2 separate regions of the Mus musculus genome follow, and region 2 is linked to region 1. Evidence: chromatin loops called from intact Hi-C (ENCODE). Cell type or tissue: heart. All regions are shown on one strand.

Region 1 (8,000 bases):
TGGCTAGCCCAACCCACGTTGGCAAGCTCTGTGAGGCACACATTGAGAGAGCCTGCCTAAATGAGTAAGGTTGAGAGCCACCAGGCAGGACCGCTGATGTCACATGCACCACAAACACGTGAAGGTGCACGCACCCGCATGCACCCCAGACATAGACACATGAGAAATAAATAAAAGAATAGGTGTTATCAGGTGCTGGGCCTAGGAGGGACACAGTGTCAAACTGCAACTTTCTCTAAATGAAGGAGGTCTGAAAGAGAACGCACTTCTCCTGGTGCAGGGCTAAGTCCTCGCAGCTCGGGGACATCTGAGTTTTCCTGTTTTCTGCCTCTACCTGGCACAGACAGTGACTCCTTTGTTGGTGACTAAGTACGGCCTTCTATTAGTAGCAATCGGAGGGAAAAATACAACTCAGTGAGAGAACATTCCAGAAGCAAGGCCAGAAGATAGGCTGGAAACTGCAGAAAGTGCCCATAGTGAAGAGTTGCTGAGAATCTCCACCGATTGATAAAAACACTGTAAGCTGCAGAGGTATCTGAGAAGGTGAGAAGCGCTTGGGAGCAAGGCTGTGGGCCAGAGTCCTGAACCTACTTGCTCCAAGACCCAGCCCCAATAAGTTCCCTTTTCTGTTGTCATCTGGTACTCTAGGTGTCCCTGCAATAGGTTTTTAGAGGTATGTCACTATGCATGCACCCTTCCAGTTGGCTCTCTGTTGTGATAAGTACCATGACCAAAAACAACTTGGGGAGGAAAGGACTTATTTCAGCTCGCAGCTTATAGTCCGTCTGTCCCTGAGAGATGCCATGGAAGAGTTCTAGAATGGAAACTGGAGCAGAGACCACAGAGGAACTCTGATTACTTGCTTGCTTCCTCTGGCTTGTTCAGCAGCTTTTCTTATACGGTTTAAGTTTTTGTGCCTAAGAGTGGTGCCGCCCATGGTGGTCTGGGCCCTCCTACATCAATCAGAATTCTGAAGATAAGGCCACTAGCCAGTGTGATCTGGGCAGTTTTCAACTGAAGTTCTCTTATCCCAGGTGACACTACATTCGTGTCAAGTCAACAGCCAAGCTAACTAGAACAGCATCCTACCATCGCCTATATTTTAGGACAATCCCTTGTATCCCCTTATATAGAACACAGAAGTTTCTCAAATGCTGCTTTGAGCATGATATGAATCCCAAGGCAACAGGTTTCCAGAGAAGATGGCAAATTCATGATGAGCCCTTACTACCCACCCCTTCTCCTAAGTCTGTGTTTCCTGGTCCTGTAATGTGCCCTATGGTGTATGTGCAAGTTTGGAGCTTTCTCCAAACGTATTCTGAGAAACCATGGTTAATGCCTCTTTGCTAACATTGCTAGCCATAATAATACAGGATTGCTCTGCCTCAGTTGCCAAAGAATTAGGCTGTAATAAGGGGTGGGAGCTGTCTGGGTGGTTTAGGCCAGGTGATGTAATCACTTGTACTACACGTGTGGGGCAGAGACTTGTGTGGGGCTGTTGAAGATGACTAACTGGTACTTTGCAAGCAGTGACAATAACAGCACTTTGTGGCTGATGGGTAGGGCCCGGTGAGCTATATTTCCTGTGGCCCAAAAGTACTGCTGAAAAAGACTGCACTGAACTAGTCATAGCTGGTAATTAATTGCCCGTGAGGAAGGGTCAGGGTGGCAAGAGGTAAGGGGCATATGGGAGGCATCTGAGGTTTCACTGGTCAAGCCTCATTACCAGTGGATACATAGTGGGGAGGAGCGAGGAGCCAGATGAGAGTCCATCACAGTGGCCACAGAAGCAACATCACCCCTAGTGCTGTTCAGTTGTATCTAAGTATGCTTTGATCTTAAAGTCAGCAGCATTAACTTTGTCTGACTCCTGAAGAGAGAGAAGGAGGAGGAGGAGGAGGAGGAGGAGGAGGAGGAGGAGGAGGAGGAGGAGGAGGAGGAGGAGGAGAAGGAGAAGAAGAAGAAGAAGAAGAAGAAGAAGAAGAAGAAGAAGAAGAAGAAGAAGAAGAAGAAGAAGAAGAAGAAGAAGAAGAAGAAGAAGAAGAAGAAGAAGAAGAAGGTGGTCTCTGGGCAGAAGATCTCAGACTGTAAGGAGCAAGTGGTTTGCATGAGATACTGGAGTCCAAGTGCTCAATGTATCAACTCCAGAACAAGGCCCATATGCAGCAAGGTTCCTGTCTAGAAAATCCGAGGTGATCCGTCTCCAAGCAGGGAAAATCTGGGCTCTAGAGGAGACTGGGCAATGTCTGTGAAACGTTCTGTCATCAGAGCAGAGGGAGGGGCCTGGTGTCTAGATGCCTGGATGCTGCCAAGCAAGCACCTTGCATTGTACTGGACCACACTCATCTCCAGTAAGCAGTGTGTGGCCCAAACTGTAAACAGATCTAAGGATGCAAAACCTGCTTCAGAGCACCAAGGTGAGCACACCCTCAAAAAGGCCTCTGTGGGCTTGGAGGGCTACGAACCAGGAGCTTCTACTGTTACACCAAGGGCCACCCTCGCAAGAGTCTCCTTGTCACCCAACTTCCTCCTTCTCCAAGGTTAGAACCTATCTGTGACTTGCCCCAGGCAGCCCCACTTGGTAAACATCCTTCCTTCTTCATACTCCAGATTCATGACAGTCTGTGTCTCAGGCCTATCAGCCCAGCTACTCAGGAGCCTGAGACCAGAAGATCCCAAGTTTGAAGACCTATCTAAGAATGAGTTCAAGGTCAGCCTGAATAACTTAGCAAGACCTCTGTCTCAACATTTAAGAAAAAAATGAAGAGGATCAGAAACATAGTTTAGTGATAGACTGCCTGCCCAGCATGTATGATGCCTTGCCTACCCAGCATGTATGATGCCTTGCCTACCCAGCATGCATTATGCCTTGCCTACCCAGCATGCATTGTGCCTTGCCTGTCCAGCATGTATGATGTCTTGCCTGCCCAGTATGTACGGTGCCCTGAGTTCAATGCCCAGTATCAGGTTCATTAGGCTCCTAGCTCTACCTCCTTCCGCTGCCTTCCCACTTGTCATTGACTTTCTACCCAACTGGAAGGAAGGAAAGCGTCTTCAGGACAGGGTCATCCTGTTCACACGTGCTGAAAGGTACCTACCTCCCCGTGTGCAGTGGTACCCAGGGAGACCGGGTTCAGCTACAATAGACTCTCCAGAATGGACTCCTCTTTCAGCCCCAAAACAACACTCAGTTTTAACCAATCCGGGCCACTCTGAAGTTGTACTCCCAGCATGCCCTGCTTCCTCTTCATTTATTGCACTATTGGGGGTGGAGCTCTATGTTTTCTGTTTGGCACCATTGGGAGATAGAATACGATAAACGAGGGCACAACTCCCTAAGAACTTATACTCTAGTGAGATCTGAGGCAATTACCCAAAGAGCGAGCTGTGCACAGCATCCACCTTCCTTGATGAGCCCAGCGGAGAAAGCAAATAGAGAAAGGTGGACATCAAATTTTCAGCAAGGTAGACCTCTGGGAAGTGACTGAACACCACCAGGGGGCAAGTTGTTTCAGATGTTGTTCCTCTCACCCTTGATAACAGCCACAATCTGGACTTCCCCACTCTCTGTCACTGTGGTGACTGTATAACAGGTGCACCATAGGTGCTCAATAAATATCAGCATTGGAAGGAAACACAATGAAGGTTATGTAATTAGTCTGCCCAGGAAGCAGAAGTTTAAAAAAAAATCCCAATACTCCAAGAAGGTGGAAGTTAAAGCAATGTGAACTTACATAGTGAGAGGAGGTTATTTGCTGGAGAACAGGTTGAGACTGGATATAGTCCCATCCCCCTAATCTGTCTCCCAAGCAAACCTAGATTGTCCCCTTCTAATCTCCAACTCTAACTGTCTCCAACTCTGCCAGAGCCCCGCCCCCTTCCTTCCCACTCCCCCTTTTCTTCCTCTTGGAGGGGCATCTAGACAGGCGGACACTCCACTGCCCCAGTGAGGAGGAGGTGGGTGCCTCCAGGGCTGCAGCCAAGCCGGCTGGGTCCTCTTTCTCCAGCTCCTCTCCCAGGCGGGACACTGTCCCTTTAATAGACTCCCTCTGCCTGGCGCTCTGCGGCTGGGGAGTAAATTTCTCCCTGTCATCAGGTCGCAGGGAGAAGAGGAGGAGTTTGTTAATGTTCAGTTTGTTCAGCCGGGATCGATGTTTGCTGGCATCGCCTCGCCCTGTCTTGTGTGTGTGTGAGTGTGTGTGTGTGTGTGTGTGTGTGTGTGTGTGTGTGTGTGTGTGTGTGTAAGAGAGAGCATATGTGGGGAGTGTGAGTGTAAGTGTGTGTGTGTGTGTGTGTGTGTGTGTAAGCGAGAGTGCTTGTGTGTGAGAGCGAGCGTGCGTGTGCGTATGTGTGGTGTGTGTGTGTGTGTGTGTGTGTGTGTGTGTGTGTGTGTGTGTGTGTGTGTGAGTGAATTCCAGATTTTCTGTCTTTCCCAAACCCGCTCCTGTCCTCTCGCATATCACTCACAGACGGGGATCTGACAGCAACAACAAACCTACAGTGAGTGATCTCTCCCCAGCGCGAATCCGCCATCAAGATCAGGGAAGAGGAGGAGGAGGAAGAAGAGGAAGAGGAGGAGGAAGAGGAGGAGGAGGAGGAGGAGAAGGAGGAGAAGGAGAAGGAGGAGAAGGAGGAGGTGGTAAAGGAAGAGGAGGTGGAGGAAGAGGAGGAAGAAGAGGAGGAGGGAAAGAGAAGGAAGAAGAAAAAGAAGAAATCCACTGTCTTCCCGGGATTGTTTCCCCCCTTATCTTTAAGCGCGAGTGTGCGCGTGGCGCGTGTGCGCCCCTCATCCCTGCCATCTGAACCCCGTCTTGGATGTTTAATAAAGAAATCAAGTGTCTCACCAGTCACCAAAAAAACAGCAAAAAGCAAAACCAAAAAAAGAAAAAAATCCAAAAGCAAAACAAAAAGAGAGGGGGAAAAAAAACCAAACAAACAAACAAGGCAGAACCAACCTCCACTTGCAAGCAGCAGGCGCGAGCCACATATCTGCCACCCAGAGAGGGGGTCTCCGGCCCCGCGCTGGAGCGCTGGCAGGGGGATCTTCAGGGGGACAGAGGCCGAGTGACGTCCTAGGAGCCACAGAAAGACGAGCGAGACTGCGGCCCCCGCGCGCGGCTCGGGGCTGGGGCGCCAGAAGTGAGACTGGAGCTAAGTAGAGCGATGCCAAGGAGGAAACAGCAGGCACCCAAGCGGGCGGCAGGTAAGAGATGGCTCCGCTCCGGGTGCCCGGCCCCTGAGCCCGGCGCACAGCGGCTCGCCCGCCCGCCCTCCTGGCCTGGGGCTGGCGGGGACGCCACCCCCTGGCGCTTTCAAGAGGGTTAGCGTGCGGGTGCCCTCTTCATCACCCCAGAATGATTTCCCCAATCTTTCCCTCTCCAGGCTCCCTCTGGGTGGTGGTGGCAGGGAAGCGTCCCACCAAACCTTCCTGGTTTAAACTTTTCCTCCCTCCACCCTCTACCCCACCCCTAACTTTTTCTCCCAGTCTGGCTTCTTGCCTCTGGAACCAAAGTCGGATTATGGATTTGGGGTGCAGGGGGAGGGAGATAGCCCCCTCTCATCCCTCTGAGAGGTCAGTGCTGATGGCTTCTGGCCTCCAGGGACAGTGTCTCCAGTCGCTGGGGCTCAGGGCTTGCAAGTGTGTGGCATGGCCAAGCCTGGGGCTGCAGGCTGGCTTTGGAGCTGTGAGCCATGAGGGTGTAGCATTGGTCGCCAAGGTGCAAAAGGCACCCCCGGAAATGAGTGGGGTTTTGGACGTGTTTTCTAAAAGGTTTCACCGTTTATAGAAATCTCATTCCCTTTCTTGCTTAAAGCCAGGTGGGGATGGGGGAGAGAACCCCGTAGAAATTTAAACAGCCTTGGATTTTTCTCTGCCAGATAGAGCTTTGGAAACTTTGTGGAATTGACTACCACCCTAGGAGCTGTCCTGTGGAATTCTTTCTTGCAGGGACCCTTCCCCTAAGGATCAGATCGGCTCAATAGGTCCCACAACAGATCTTCAGGGTTATTGCTGTTGTTTTTATTGTCGTTGCTGTTGTTGTTTTTCCTTTTCCCTTTTGGGTTGCCTAATTGCTTTTTTAATAGTATGCTGGGGTTTTGTTTCTCGGAATCGGAACAGGAAAGTTCATTTTTCTCCTGCCAGACCCACCCACTGAAAAATCAGCTTTCCACTCGATTGCTAGTTTTGATTTGACATTTGATTGATCACCTGTCATCTCACTGCCTTTGATCTATTCATTCTGATATATATCAATAAATCACTCACCATGGTAACTCCGAGTGGCAGTGACGCAAGCTTTGCCCTCTACATTCAGAGAGAGAAATGCACAATCATTATCTTGTTGGCTTTTAACGTGGGCGTTTTTATTTCTTTGTATCCTTTAGTTGATGGGGCTTTAGCAAAGTTTAAGTTTCCTTGGCTCCCCTGTTCCCTCTCTCTTTCTCCTCTGACTTTGAGTGGCAATGGGTAAGACTGATCTGGAGACCACAGCTATATTTTACTCTGTTCCAACTTGAGTCAAACATGGGAAAAGTCACCAGGACACTTGGGTAAACTTTGCAAAGTCACCAAGAAGAAGTGAGTTAGGAATCTGGGGAAAGCGGGTGCCAGTGTCTGAACATGCAAGCTACCACGTTCATAACGCTTCACCGCCGCCTGATGCCATCCCAAAGAGCAATACGTGTGCTTCAGAAAATCCAGTTTCCTTCCCTCCCGAGTGCAGAATCGCTTCCTCGGCCATGTGTAGGTCGCTCTGAGTTGCTTTATTATAAAGCTTCCATTCATGAATTTTCAATTGTTTCTCTCAGAGCAAAATAACGAAAATATTCTTAGCAACACACACATTTGCAACTTGTCTATGCAGGGGGATTTCTTTTCTCAACTCTGGTTACTTCTTTTGGAAACAATAGCTCTCTTATTTTATTGTATCTTTTTAACTCTCGCACTCGGCTTGACTATCTGACCATTTGAGGGTGTGTGGCGGCCTTCAAGACTTCCTACGAGTCTGCCTGCTGCAATCAATGCTAGCAACACAAGTTCACGTGTGGCTGGATTATCAGAGATGGCATCCCTGTTGTTTGTTGTCCCGAAAGAGAGCCTTGGGCTGCAGTCCAGCAGAAATGATACTGCCCTGAAAACTGTTTTCTTTTTCTTTTTCTTTTTTTTTTCTCCTTCCCTTCCTTGTAGTTCCGGTAGAGGCCATCAAGAACTAGGCAGCAATTTAAATTAGCAGAATGACTGGACATGTCTCCTTTCACAAGCTCATTACAAAAAGTGCCTTGCTCAGAATTGCTCTACTTTAATTATAATTATCCACTGATCAATGGAGATCCAGGTGTGCAGAAAATGACGCTGTATCACATTATTTAAATTAGATCCTTTCGCTAAGCTGGTATCTATTGGTGCTGGCTACTTTTTTTTATTGTTGTAGTCTCTCTCTCTCTGTCTCTGTGTGTGTGTGTGTGCGCGCTCTCTCTCTCTCTCTCTCTCTCTCTCTCTCTCTCTCTCTCTCTCTCTCTCTCTCTGTGTGTGTGTGTGTGTGTGTGTGTGTGTGTGTGTGTGTGTGTGTGTGTGTGTGTGTGTGAAACTTGTGAGTATACTTTCAGTTTTCCGGCCGATTGGATTCGTAGTGTCTTTGCAAGACTGTTGCCATGATTCTCATCTTGTTCCCTAGAAGGCACAGAAATCCTTTTCGAGCTGAGATGGGATAATTGATCTCATACACAGCGAGTTACCCTGCTCCATGTATTTATCTGTTCACATACTAGTAAGATGGGTTGTTTTTCCGTGGTGTTTCTTCTTCCCATCCGAGGTCACCAGTGCCCGGCTGTTTCAGGATGAGTGAGGCAAAGTTAGCTGAGATTCCCCAGTCAGCTACCATGCAGGGAAGGGGTGTGTGTGTGTGTGGGGGGGGTGCCTCTCAGCCTGTAGCTCTGCTAACTTTTATCACTGCTTAAAATTAAATACAACGCACAACTGTAAGTGATTACTCCTGTGGACC
Region 2 (8,000 bases), 570 kb before region 1:
TCTCAAGAGTCAAAAATATAGGAACCAAGTGTTAGCAGAAACGTGTCTTCCTCCCCTAGAATGTGACTAGATTAGATGTGGTTTTAAAAATGCTTCCTTCATTCGTGGTGGCTGGGACATTTTTCTGGGCAATGAAATTCTTTTAGAAATGGTGGTTATATTGCTATTATTTGACCTGGAAGAGTTGAAAGACTCTGGGATATATCAAAGTACCAACGTGATTGATGCTGGGAAGATTTTCACACACACACACACACACACACACACACACACACACACACACACACATTTTAAAAACACTTATTACTTTTATTTTATGGGTAGGGGTGTTTTGCCTGCATGTAAGAATATGGATCATGTGTGTGCAATGCCAGCAGAGGCCAGAAGAGGGCGGCAGATCCCGTGAAACCAGAGTTACTGAAGGTTGTGAGGTGCCATGGGTGTCCTGAGAATTGAGCCCAGGTTCTTGGTAAGAGAAGCCAGTGTTCACAACCCTTGACCCATTTCTTTTGCTCCTGGGGAACTCCTTCGAAGCAGCTCTTCTCATCTGGGTGTACCTAAATTGCTGTGCGGAGCATTATGGGTAAGACTGCACACTATAGTAGCTACCAGCTACGTGAGACAATGTCACTTCTTTAAAAGATTCTTCCTTTATTTATTTATTTATTTATTTATTTATTATTTATTTGTCTCTGTGTAAATATTTGCACAAGCATTCGGGTGCCTGTGGAGACCAGAAGGTGTAGTGCTTTGAATGAGAATGGTCCCCTCTAGGCTCAGATTCTTGCATGCGTAGTCTAGGGTTAGTGGAACTGTTTGGGAAGGATTAGGAAGTGCGGCCTTGTTGGAGGAGGTGAATCATTGGGAGTGGGCTTTGAAGTTTCAGTGGCCCACACCAGGCCTAGTCTCTTTTTCTGCCTGTGGGTCTCAGCTACACCCCAGGACTATGCCTGTCTGCTCCCTGCCGTGATAACTATGCCCCCAGTTAAGATGCTTTCTTTTAAAAGAGTTGTTTTGGTCATGGTGTCTCATCACAGCAATAGGGCAGTAACTCATCTGAGTGATAATTGTGAGCTGCCTGATACGGGTGCTAGGAACTGAACATGCAATACTGGTCTCTGAGAGAGCACCCAGTGCTCCTAACTGCTGAGATATCTCTCTAGCCCATGGCTATCTTAGTTTTAATGGACATTAATTATAATTACAATATACATTCCAGTCCACGAGTTTCCCTGGCTATGTGTCTTGTGCTCTGTGGCCACAAGAGGCTAGTGGCTGACACCTGGGGCTGCAAAAAGACAGAACATTTTTTGCAATTACAGAAATGGCTGTTGCTAGACCAGACAAAACTAAGGCAGTACTGTCTCCCACCCTAATGGAGAAATCAGGGCAACCCCCTTCCCCGCACCGCTCTCCCCTCCGACATTGACAGTTGCCAAGTCTGGGTTATAAAGATGGGCTTATGGCTTGTAGGGCCCTGGAGAAGTGAGAGTGATTGACACTTGCTTAGGACTCTAAGTCTGGTGTGGTGCAGGAAGGCTGTCTTCTCAGTGCTTAGACGGCTGAGAGGGGAGGAATGTGAGCTCAGGGCTTACCTGTGCTCACGGAGACCCTCTGGCCTCAAAACAATCTGAATCAGCTATGACCACAAAGTATTAAACCAAGTATGAGGATCTTCCCACGTGAACTGGGCCCTCAACCCAAGAGTGGCAGACTAAGTGAAGGGGCATGGAGACCTGTGACAGTTAAGGGTGTCACCGATGTGTCTAGAGGGTGTCAATGGACAGTGATGAAGAATGGTGCTGGTGGAGCAGTAATATGGAGCATTCCAGAAGGCTGGAGGGAGGTCTGAGGGCAGGCAGTGGGCTAAGGAGCTGACCAGAGAGGGCAGGCAGTGGGCTAAGGAGTGGCCTGAGGCCACTGTGTCCTTATATTTACAGTCATCAAGATTTTAAGTTTTTAATTGTTCAGATGTACTTCACTATTTATTTGGTGTGTGTGCGTGTGCACGCATGTGTGTGTGTGCATCTGAGAGCAAATGAGGGCGTTAGGTTTCTTGGAGGTGGGATAGCAGGAGATTGTGCTGTGTATGTTGGGACCCGAGCCCTGGTCCTCAGCAAGAGCAGTCAGTGCTCTTAACTGCTATGCCATCCTCCAGCCCCAAGACTAGCTTTAAATCCTACACTATACTTTCTATATCACAAATGTTCTTGCTTGGTCCAGCATAGGAATCTTCCCTATGGGGGGAAAAAACCTCCAAACATTAGAATGAGCATATATGAATTATACAAATAGTTAATTAGCATATATTAATTATATATAATAGTTGGTCTCATAATATTTTCATACATGTGCATAGTGTTTTTTCATCATGTTTACCCATTACCCTGTCATGGCTCCTCCCATTCTTGCTGATCTCTTCTAACACAATCCCTTCTACTTGTGTGTGTGTGTGTGTGTGTGTGTGTGTATGCATGTGTGTTTATATGTGTATGTGTGTGCATATGTTTATGTGGGTGCATGTATGTGTGTTTCTATGTGTGTGTATGTGTATGCACATGTGTATGTGGGTGCATGTATGTGTGTGTACATGTTTATGTGTGCTTCTACATGTGTCTGTATGTGTGTTTCTATGTGTGTGTGTATGTGTGTCTCCTAATGACTTGATTTGGCTTGCTAACTTGCAGGCTGGGAGAGGGGTTGCTGACAGACACACAGCAACTTAGCAGAGGCTGTACCAATGAAGAAAATAATGGTCTCCATCCTCTGGATTCATTCGGAGGATGTAGGTGTCTCTAGGATGTGAAGTTTTTCTGTTTCTTTTGGAGGAGAGGAGGGTGAGGCCCAGGAAGTGCCTTGCTTAGGGTCACAATCTGGTGCTGTTCGAGGAAGGAAGGAGAGGAGACTTGCCTCAGGTCTGCGCAGGTACGCATCCTCTGGGAGCCCCTCCCGGAGGCAGGGCTGGCCAGGGAGACGCTGGACTGTTCCAAGTGTCAGAGAAAAGCGTTGCCTGCTTGCTTCCGCACGTGCTACTTCCCGAGAAGGTGTTCCATCAACAGAAATGCTGATTCTCTGGCTTTCTCACGCTAAATTTAGAAATGACATTTGCATTTCCGCAGATCCACAGCACCGGCTTAGAAACAGTTCCCAGAGCCGGGGCCAAGTGAATAGTTTCCCTTTCTTGGCTGTGGGGAATTAGCAAAAATTAGGATGTGCCTGTAACAGGGTAGATGAAGACAGTTGAAAATAGTAAATGCATCCTTTTTAGGAGGTAAAAATCAGTTGTACCTCCAGTTAAATGCAGGGGTTCCAGCCAAATTTCTTCCCTCGATCCCTAACTCTGCCCCTCCCTCTTCCCTCCTCAGTGTCCATCTTCTTTTGTGTGTGTGTGTGTGTGTGGGGGGGCTTGTTAATTTTGAATATCAAAGTTTTTTAAAAATTTTATTTATTTATTGTGTGCATGCTTGTGTGTGCGTGTGTATGTGTATGCACATGTGAGTGTATATGTGTGTGTGCATGTGCCTGTGTATGTATGTGTGTGTGCATGTGTGTGCATGTACCTGTGTGTGTGCCTGTGCCTGTGTGTATGTGTGTGTGTGCACATGTGTATGTGTGTGTGTGTGTGATGCGCAAATATGCACAAACACACAGGCCACAGGGTGCTATGGAGGTCAGAGGACAAATTGCAGGCATGGGTTCTTTTCTTCATCTGGGCTCCAGGGGTAGAACCTAGGCCATCAGGCTTGGTGGCAAGCACCCTTTGCCCTCTGAGCCATCTCGCTGGTCCCAAACCTGACCATTTCTTATACCTTATTGGCAGCTCAAGATCTGAGGGAAGTTCCTGTTAGACTGCAACTCACCCGTTCTGCCTGCAGTTCCTGTGCACTTCTTAGTCCGTTTGATGGAGTTCAAACATTTGAAGAATTACACTGACTTTTTCCGTCTTGGCAGAGTTCTCCCAGCTATTGAGCAAAGGAACAAACAGCTTGTTTCCTGGTCAAGAGGGCGGGAAGCTGTCAACTCCCATCTGTCTCAGGGGTTGATCTACTTTTGGTGGTAATGTTCTACCGTTTCCCGGAGTCTATAAAATCATGAGCACATGTCACCACAAGAGGGCAGTGTGCGCTCTCTCCAGGAGCCCGTACAAATCCTGCCTTTCCCGCGGTGGGTAAAAGGATTTGTCTGGCAAAGGGCAAACCCATTAGGCATCAACATCCTGCATTTTCTTGCTGTTGCTTGTCATCATGGAAGCAATGATTGGAAAGTCCTGATTACCCGCACGATCTCCTAGACAGCGCACGTCTCTAAGCGCTTGCTTTCCAACGTACTGCTTTTGATTTTCACCTGTGCTACCCACGGAACGGGGGACCTAGGGGCACTTTCCCTGCTGCTGTTGGGAGAGCCTGTCTTATCTCTGTGGAGGTTCTCATCTGCGTGGGGGGCTGGTCCCGAGGTACCAGGAATGTGTTTAACAAGACAGCAATAGCTAAAGTTTTTAAAAGAGCCTTCATTCGTCTCTTGCAGGGGCTGCTGGTGGGGGATGTCATTATTAGTGCAAAATGTTCTGGAAAGTTCTCGATGATAATAACCTAAGGCAAGCATACATGAAGAATCAGTGAATTACGTTTTCAGTCCTTTTTTTTTCTTTAACCGACATGCCAAAAAAGTAAGATTTTTTTTTTTGATTTCATAAGCAAAGCCCAGAGGTGACATTTGTACAGTTGAAATATGGCCTACTGTGACTCCGTAGAATCTCATCAATAGATCTCTTTGCCAGATGGACCTGGGACTGGCAAAATCACCATCATGTCAGTGTTTCAGCTTGCGTTTGACTGGGTGTGAGGCAGTGAAGTGAGGGTCTGGGGCAAAGACCCTCTTTGCTTTCTCTTTTTATACAAAAATTCAGCAAATCAATTGTTGGCTTTAGACCTGCAGGGCAGAGTCTCCGTGTAGGCTGCTGTGTGACTTTCTGCTGAAGGTGAGGCCAGAGGCTCTCTGGAGGGCAGTGAGGATTGGTGGGCCAATGTGGATGTTCTAAGATGAGGGATCATCACTGGGTAGCCGCGAAGGTCAGGGAGAGCAGCCGATGCTGCCACTGGGGAGAGAGGTAGAACGTTCCAGAAAGATGGTGCTGGGTCCGTTAGGTCTTGATCGCTGGTGTCTGGCAATGACAGACAGAAAGATTTTCCCCAACAGAAACAGAGCAAATGAGGTTACAAATACATCCATGCACTGATGGCCAGGGATTCAAGCACTACATGCCTCCTGGGCTGGTACCTCACAGGCTGCAGAAAACCCATGATGTCACACCCCAGCAGGGAAGCCGGGAAGGTGAGATTTGTGACCCTTGGCACTCAGTCGGGGACAGTCATGCTCCTAGGAGACGTTATTTTTATTCAGGAGAGAAGGGCTTGTGGCACCTAGGGACGAGAAGAATCCCTGGCTTGATGGAGAAGAACTCTGTTACCACACGCCAGCAAGACAGGGTGAGAAGCCCAGAGAGACTTGCTCAGGAGGGAGAAAGAGAAGGGGAAGGGGGAACTTAGGGAGCTATGCACTAAGTTCTGGGGACCCACTGAGTGTGTGACAAGAGAGGAGGTCTAGATGAGGTGGCAGAGTGAACTCTTCGTGGTTCCAGCAGACCTGCCAGGAGTTTGAGATTGGGCCTTGCTGGCCCCATGTGGGTACCTTCCTCCCTCCCTCCCTCCGTCCCTCCCTCCTTCCCTTCCTCCTATGCTCACACAGCTTCCAGGCAGTAGGCAGATGGCTCAGCTGGTGGAGAGTGTGCTGTAGAAGCACAGGACCCCGAGTTCAATCCTCAGAACCCACACTGTAACAAGTCAGACGCTCTTGACATCCCAGCGCTTGGAAGGCAGAGACAAGAGGATCCAGGCCACAGGCTGAGCATAGAAACAGAGATGCTCCCTTGTGGAGAGTTGTCTCTGGGGCTAGGGGTGCTGCTGGCACTCGGTGAGCAGAGGCCACAGATGTTGCTCTTGCTTGTGCACTGCAGAGGGAGCTGCCCTCCCCCCTCCCCCGGCCCCCAGCCCTGTTTGCTGTACTGAGTTTGCTGGTCACGCTCAGAGGAACACAATGCAGTTCCCATCCTTGCCTGCTCCAAGTCAAACATGTCCACAGGTCAAAGAATTTCCCATCTATTAGCTGGGGTGCCCTTTATCCCCGAATGCAGGAGTCAGAGGCAGGGCAGTCTCTGAATTTGAGGCCAGCCTGATCTAAATACAGAGACTGTCTCAAAACACCAAAACCAAACCAACCAACTAATCAATCAACCAACCAACCAACCAACCAACCAACCAACCAACCAACCAATCAAAAAGCCCTAAGTCTTCCTTTGCAGATGGAAGGACTGAACAAAGGGGATCACATTCAGTGTGCTTACTCATGCCTGTGTGTGTGCAGGTGTGAGCATGTGTGCATGTGTGTGTGGGTATGTGCATGTGTGTGCGCGTGTGTATGTATGAGAATGTGTGCATGTGTGTGCATGTGCATGCATGTGTGTGTGAGCATGTGTGCATGTGTGTGTGTGTGTGTGTGTGTGTAGGTATGTGCATGTGTGTGTGCGTGTGTATGTATGAGAATATGTGCATGTGTGTGTGTGTGTGAGAGCATGTGTGCATGTGTGTGTGTGTGCATGTGTGTGTGTGTGTGTGTGCATGCATGTATGTGTGTGTGTGCATATGTGGGTAGACAGTGAGGCAAAGGATAACATTGGTTGTCTTTTTCCTTCAGGATCCATCTACCTTGGCTTTTGGAACAGAGTCTTCAGGCCTGAATTCTGTCTCTTCCCAGTGCTAGGACCGTAGGTGGGGCCACTATTGCTGGACTTTTTCCATAAATTTGGGGCTTAAATCTGGCTCTTAATGCCAGATGGTCACATCTCACTGGCTCCTCACTGTCCCCTTGGGGGTGGCCGAGGGTCTAAGTGGAGCATCTAAAGGGCGTACGCATTGCCGCATGGCACAGCATGGCGCCCCGCTGGCCCATGAGCAGCTCTTGTGTTGTAGAGGATGTCTAGGGTTATTTTTAGAAAAGGTTCACTTGTTTTATGTGATGGCGCGCATGTGTTTGATCCAGGGGGTGGCACTATTAGAAAGTGTGGCCTTGTTGGAGTAGGTGTGTCCCTGTGGGTTTGGGCTTTAAGACCCTCATCCTAACTGCCTGGAAGGAAGTCTTCTGCTAGCAGCCTTCAGATGAAGATGTAGAACTCCCAGCTCCTCCTGCACCATGCCTGCCCAAATGCTGCCATGCTCCCACCTTGATGATAATGGACTGAACCTTTGAACCTGTAAACCAGCCCCAATTAAATGTTGTCCTTATGAGAGTTGCCTTGGTCATGGTGTCTGTTCACATCAGTAGCACCCTGAGACATTTTATTTTATGAGTGTTTTTCTACTCCCATGTATATGGTGCTTGTGGAGGCCAGAAGTCAGCATCAGATTGCTTAGAACCAGAGCTCTGCATGGTTATGAGTTGTCATGTGGGTGCTGGGATTTGAACCTGCGTCCTCTGCAAGAGCAGCCAGCTCTCTTAACTGCGGAGCCATCTCTCCAGCTTGCAAATGTCTGTTTCAGGCCACTGTTTGCTGCGTTTCCATCTGCCAAAGTTTGGGAATTAAGTCATCACTGTCAAACTCGGAATACCCAGGGGAGAACGAAGCGTTCTGTGGCATGGCGGCAGCACCACAAATTAAAGCTAATTCTTTAAAAAATGATGACGTGACATCGTGCTTTGATGTAACGTGATGTGACAGGCTGTGAGCTCTATTTCTGTAAGATCTCCTTAACATAGAGTAGGACATGGATTAATATGGTTTACGCTGCCCAGGACCCCGGAGACTGGGCCACATGTCCTATCAGGCTCAGTCATGTGCCACGCACAGTGGGACAGATGCGTGCAGCTGGCTGCTTAGTTCCCTTTCGTGTGCAGAGTTTGGAATCCACACTCGTTCTGAGACTCTCTAAGGGGTCACGATGGAAATG

Evidence for each region. A loop is a pair of places that touch in the nucleus more often than their neighbours do. Peaks named below come from ENCODE experiments on the same cell type or tissue, not always from the same donor. Only the 100,000 strongest peaks of a DNase experiment are listed, where the experiment ranks them.
Region 2: a loop joins it to region 1, with 3 times the contacts of the local background. A loop is called at or near these places in 6 of 42 quality-filtered maps.

What each region holds. Positions count from the first base shown.
Region 1 is chr2:169,628,577-169,636,576 of GRCm38, forward strand. Tshz2 (teashirt zinc finger family member 2) reads left to right here and starts at 3,933. Exons shown (of 2, transcript NM_080455.3): 1 at 3,933-5,203. The coding sequence starts at 5,164. It overlaps Gm34294 (a long non-coding RNA gene), which reads right to left and starts at 1,902. Exons shown (of 2, transcript XR_003953971.1): 1 at 1-1,902. In heart, CTCF peaks have their summits at 3,488 (motif pointing right) and 5,202; DNase peaks (open chromatin) are centred at 4,005, 4,465, 5,165 and 5,605; H3K4me3 peaks cover 3,465 bases; H3K27ac peaks cover 3,618 bases.
Region 2 is chr2:169,057,629-169,065,628 of GRCm38, forward strand. No RefSeq gene overlaps it. Among named protein-coding and RNA genes, the nearest start is that of Gm52536, 18 kb to the right of the region's middle. In heart, CTCF peaks have their summits at 405 (motif pointing right) and 4,116 (motif pointing right); a DNase peak (open chromatin) is centred at 4,053; H3K27me3 peaks cover 1,208 bases.